Regions from separate parts of the Homo sapiens genome. Here region 2 is linked to region 1. A link is a loop called in an ENCODE intact Hi-C map of the cell type or tissue named here. Cell type or tissue: PC-3. All regions are shown on one strand. Each heading gives the region's core, and the rest is flanking DNA. Links, peaks and the distances in the headings are about the cores only.

What was found. A loop is a pair of places that touch in the nucleus more often than their neighbours do. Peaks named below come from ENCODE experiments on the same cell type or tissue, not always from the same donor. Only the 100,000 strongest peaks of a DNase experiment are listed, where the experiment ranks them.
Region 2: it touches region 1 in a loop (4-fold over the local background); 2 of 110 quality-filtered maps call a loop at or near these places.

What each region holds. Positions count from the first base shown.
Region 1 is chr18:73,978,953-73,981,871 of GRCh38, forward strand. No RefSeq gene overlaps it. Among named protein-coding and RNA genes, the nearest start is that of FBXO15, 170 kb to the right of the region's middle. In PC-3, for the core only: CTCF peaks have their summits at 1,588 (motif pointing left) and 1,792; a DNase peak (open chromatin) is centred at 1,009.
Region 2 is chr18:73,847,367-73,850,285 of GRCh38, forward strand. No RefSeq gene overlaps it. Among named protein-coding and RNA genes, the nearest start is that of FBXO15, 300 kb to the right of the region's middle. In PC-3, for the core only: no CTCF peak of the experiment used is centred there; a DNase peak (open chromatin) is centred at 1,555; H3K27ac peaks cover 462 bases.

The DNA of each region.
Region 1 (2,919 bases), core at 124-2,623:
AAAACCATGTCACTCCAGGGAAAAGTGTGTCCACAGTGAGGCCTGAAAGATAAGAAGTTGTGGCCAAGTAAAGGGGTGGAGGATGGCGGGGAAAAGGGAAGCAGGAAGAAGTGTACATTTAGGGACCTTCACAGTGGGACCCACCATCCTTTCCGGCATCGTTCCTTCCTTATTCTCTCCCTTCTTACACGGGGAGCTGTGTGCAGTCACAGCATTGCACTCCGCTAATTCTTATCCATGTGGTTTTGGCCAATGCACTGAACCCCTCCCAGCCTCAGTTTTCATATCTATAAAATAGGGATGATAGTAGAAACCACCTCAAAGATTTTCTGCTTCTGTAGGAATAAAATAATGACGAGCGCTGGGTTTTGTTTTAGCATTTTGTGTGCCACTATGTATGCGATGCCTGTCAGAATAAATTCTAGTTCTAGCATTTTATAGGAAATACTTTGTCTCCCTTGAATTTTAATATTCCCCATATCTAAGAAGATGATTATAAAACCTAATCTGTCCCTTTTGATGTTGGCTACTGGGAGATTGAATTAAATGGGAAATTCTGTCATGGTAACGAGGTATAGCATATTAACACCTATAGTATTTAGCTTTTCCTATTTTCCATTTCATCTTAATTTTCTATTTTAATGGGTTATCGAAATACCACTTTATACCCAATTCCCTCAAATCCTTTTATAGAGGTAAACACAGTATGAATATAAATAAACAAAATCCAGTGAGAGAAAATAACATTGTGATCTAAAAACACACGGTATGTATTTGGATTGCCTACCTGAAATAATGCAAAACAAATTGACTCTTCTATTTTAAAAGTAATGCTCTAGACATCCCAGACAAACGCTCTTCCCCAGACTGTGACCCACACTCAGTGGTGTCTCCTGCTACCTGCAGGCTCCTCCTCCTCAGTCCCTTAGAGAAGCTCCTCTTCTGCCTGTAGAAGCTGGCAGGCTTCCCTTATCCCTCTCCTCTGTCTACACTCCCTGCTTGGTGACATCATCCTGCTTCATAGCTTTAAATACCATTTACACAATTAGGATTCTCAAATCTGAGTCACCCAGCTCCTTCCCTTAATTCCAGATTTACATATCCATCTCCATCCTGAACATTTCCACTCGAGGAGATAACAATTAATTAAACTCTGTAAGGATAAAATTGAACTACTGACCCCTTTACCAACACCACCAACCCCAACCAGACCTGCTCCTCCACAAGCTGACCATGTCTTATTAACTCCAGTCTGACCACCTCCTCCAAGCTGCCATCACGTCTTTCCTGGGCAGCTGCAATGGCCTGTTCTCCACGTGCAGCCACAGTCATCTTGTTAAAATTTAATTTAGTTCCTAGCATCCTCTGGTTAGTGATTCCCTCCCAAATAAAGTAACACCTAAACCTCCAATGGCTTCCTCCACAAATAGAGTAAAAGCCAAACCTCTTGCTGGAATTTGCAAGGCCCTGCATAGTAAAACACCTCCAAGCCTCTACACTCATCCTTTACCCGCCTCTCCTCCTTACTACTCATCCTCCCACCAGCTTTTCCGTCTCTCTCTCTGTCTCCCTCTGCTGGGCTCCTTTCTCTCCGTCTGGACATTTGGTTGGAATATTCTCTCATCACTTTGTTCTCACCTCAAATATCACCCACTGGGAGAGGCCCCTCCCTGACCACCCTAAACCTTCCCGGATTACTGTCTAAGCTATGACTCGGCCTCTCCAGCAGCCCAGCACCCACATCTACCATGAGAGCTAAAGACGCAGGGAAGCAGGTGCTCTCTCTCCCATCCCCCGGGGCACTAGAACATGGAGCAAGACTTAATGATCCAAGCACACAGAGGCTCTGCTGCCCCCGGGACTCCCACTCACAGGAGCTGCCCTCAGATGGAGGGTCTGAAGCTGCCGCAGGTTGCACAGAGTTGAGGGTTGAGTGGTGAATAGTTTCCAGCCTTGGCAGTGTGGTGGGGGCAGGGCACCTGCAGGGGCATCCTGCACTAGTTGTTGCTAGAACAGTATCCTGGCTGCCCCGGCTTCCTTTGATGCTGATCAAGTCTTCTAGCTGATTCCGTCAGCCCCCTCATAGGACTCCAAATGTCCTTGTCTAATAGCCGAAGTTCTGATATACATTGTTCGCTACCAAGGACTCTGACTGGTTCGTACTTATCACCACCTGAAATGATCTAATTCACATTGATTCTCTCCTTTCTTATTAGCAAAAGTTCTAGTTTTGTTTAACTTGACAAACTACTCACAATACTCACCCTCACCGACACAGTTCTAGCCAGTGAAGCAGATGTGAAGTTTTGCTAAGTATTTCAGATTTTTTTCATGAAATAGACACTGCTTCTTTCTTCTTCCTCCTCCTCTTTTTCCCCATTCTACTCCTTTTTTCCTTTCCTCCTACTCCTGTTCATCTTTGTCTTTGCATTCATCTTTATTTTCTTATTTTCCTGCCCAAAATGTGGGTGTGAGGTTGGAGTGCCTCTATCTCGTGCCCATGAGAGGAAAATTATCATTAATTCAACAGACATTATTGAGAGCCTACAATGTTCTCAGCATCTCAGGGCACAAAAAGACAAAGCTAGAACTCACATTCTCCTGGGACATGGGTAGCAATAAGCAAATATACTAGGTAAATGATACAGTATGCTAGATCCTGATAAATACTGCAGGGGCAAGGGAACAGGAAAAAAAGACTGGCTGCTTACATGTTTACTATCTCTCTCCCACTGTAAAAGATAAACTTCTTGGGGGCAGAAAATGAGCCTTACTAACACTGAGTCACAGTAAATAATAGGTTCTCAATAAACAGTTGTTGATCGACAGGTTGAAATGAGTCTAAGTCTCCCATAAACAGAAATATCTTGTATTTGATGTGCTCCCTCACAGCCCCTAAGAGACTCATGTAGAACTTTT
Region 2 (2,919 bases), core at 182-2,681, 130 kb before region 1:
TGACTGAAATGGCAAATATCCAATCATATGATAAAATTCCAGTGTGATCACATTAAAGACATAGGCTAATGTGTGTGTGTGTGTGTGTGTCTTAGTTTTTAACAAAAAAAGTTTAAAAATAAAAAATACAAAAATTAAATTAAAAATACAAAAAAGTTTACAAAATAGAATATAATGAAGGAAAATATTTTTATTTTCTTATACACAATCTGTAGACTGTTTCTGTGTTTTAAGAAAAGTGTTGTCACAAAAGACTCAAAAGTTAAAAAAATTAAAAGTTTATAAAGTAAAAACTTATAGTAAGCTAAGGTTAATTTGTTACTAAAAAAACTGTTTAATAAATTTAGTGTATCCAAGTGTACAGTGTTTATAAGTCTACAGTAGTGGACAGTAATGTCCTAGGCCTTCACATTTACTCACCATTTACTCATTTATTGACTTACCCAGGGCAATTTCTAGTCCTTCAAACTCCATTCACAGTAAGTGCCCTAGACAGGTGTACCTTTTTTGTTGTTGTTGTTATTTTACCATATTTTTACTGAAGCTTTTCTACATTTAGCTATGTTTAGATTCACAAATACTTAACAAAGGGGTGTTGCAGACACCTCCAGGACCCTTCTCACAGCTCTGTCTCCTGGCATGGTCCACTCTGATGCCCAGTGTCTCTACCAAACTAAATTATTAACTATTTAGACGATCGTCCTTACATAGGCATAAATTATTAACTATTTAGACAATTGTCCTTACATAGGCATAAATGAAGAGCTTCATGTTTATGACAAGAGAAACCCTGAGCACTAATTGCATGTATAAAAGCTCGATGTATTACCCAACAGAGTTACTCTCTTTTCGCCCTCTTTCGTGGTCTTTAATGTGAGATGCAGGTGACCCCTGAAGCAATTCACATCATCTAGAGCCAAGCTTGTCCAACCCATGGCCTGTGGGATGCATGGGGCCTAGGACAGCTTTGAATGCGGCCCAACACAAATTCATAAACTTCCTTAAAACATTATGAGTTTTTTTTTTCACAATTTTTTTTTAGCTCATCAGTTATCACTAGAGTTAGTGTATTTTATGTGTGGCCCAAGACGATTCTTCTTCTTCCAATGTGGCCCAGGGAAGCCAAAAGATTGGACACCCCTGAGATTCTAGAGCCATTTCTTTCCAAAGGCTGCTGAGCTGACAAGGGAGTCAGCGACCTGACCTTACTGCTAGGGCCAGCTCTTCAAAGTCACAAAGAGAGGAAAGCATTTTGGATGATTTATTCTGAAATTCTAAATTGCTACAAATAAGGTAACATCCAAGAAAATGTTCCTACAACACAATGTCCTTGGGCCACACTCAGCTCTGGCTTAGAGGACAATGGAAGTGGAGCTTGCACCCAGCTCTCAGGCTTCCTGTTTTGTGATCAAGTGTCTAAGACAACAGAAGAAATCAGGCCAAGGAACAATTGAAGAACCAGTGATGAAAATAATTAAGGTTCTTGGGGAAGAAGAACTCAGTTATCAAGGGACATGAGTCAGAAGTGAGCTGAAGCCAAAAAAAAAAAAATGTTTGCTTTGGGCATTACTGAAATACTTGCTTACCTCAGGAAAGTTCTCTTTTCAAAGAACATCTTGAATCTGTAAAAATTTGAGCAATAAGGAAATACAATAAAGAGTGAGTTTTACAGGGAACTCTACTCAATAGCATCAGTCATTAAAGCTTAAGAAAGAAGTCACTATGGGAGTAGAAAGGTTAATCAGCGGAGTGTCCACAAAACAGAGGTTTTTGTCCTGGCTTTGCTGTGTATTACTAGCTGAGTGATCTGATAAAAACCACTGAGCAAATCTGGGCCTCATTTTTACCTAGAAGAAAAGGTGAAAACCCACAACACCTTGCAGAGTTTATCCTCAGTGGAAAAATAGATTTTTAGGATCTTTCTGCAGATCCAGCTAGCTGAAATGGAGGGTGTTGCAGCTCACTGCAGACTGAATGGGTAAAGTAAGTAGAGCAAAACAAGCAAGTGAGCATGCGCACCTATTTTTCTTTTGATAACCTATTCCAATTGACAGCCACTTGAGATGCCCTGTACATTTGAATTGCTCTAATATGAAGTATTTTGTTAATATATTTGCAATAAATTATGTGAAGAGAGAAAAGGAGGAAGAAAGAGATAGAGGGAAAGAAGGGGAGAGGGAGGAGGAAGAGAATCAAAGAAGCAGCTGTTCTGCTTTATTTCCTGAGCCTAGAATCACCCCGCCCCCTTGAAAAGGCCTTTGCCAGAATATATTTTAGCCTCATATAATCCACATTTTTCTTATTTGCTTCAAACTGGTAGAGTTAACTGTAATCAAACAGGTCATCCCTCGGAATATCATGATCTGGAAGCATTTTCCCTCCAGGTCATGAAGGTCAGCTGCCTGCAGGTTGTGCAGGCTGCAAGGACTTATCCCAGACCAGCCTAAGATGTGAGCAGACCTTTGCAAAGATCAAATATGGCACAAATGACTTGTCCTGTTTGTTTGTTGCTATTGTTATTGTTGCTGCTTAATCTAGCTCTAATTTAATTGGGTCATCTCTTCAAGCCATAGAGTGATGATCTTGCTAAGATTCTTCTTCTGCCATTTAGGAAAAGGCAAATTTCACCAGGTAGGCTTTTAAGAGTCTCTTATGTAAACTTAAGTTTAAAATAGAAGTTAAATGAAAGCAAATGGTCTATATATCTAAAATCCTTTCCCCAAACTCAGTTCTGACCGGAAGACCAAGGGCAATATGCAGATGCCAGTGATCACATCTTGGCTCACATGGTTCAAGGTCAAGTGGTACGTCCTGCTTCTGGCGGGATTATATGTAGACCACAGTGCTGTGTTCTGTGCTGCTGTAAGAGGGCTGCTCACAGCTCAGGCTGGTCTGGGAAAAGTCCCTCCAGCCTGCTCA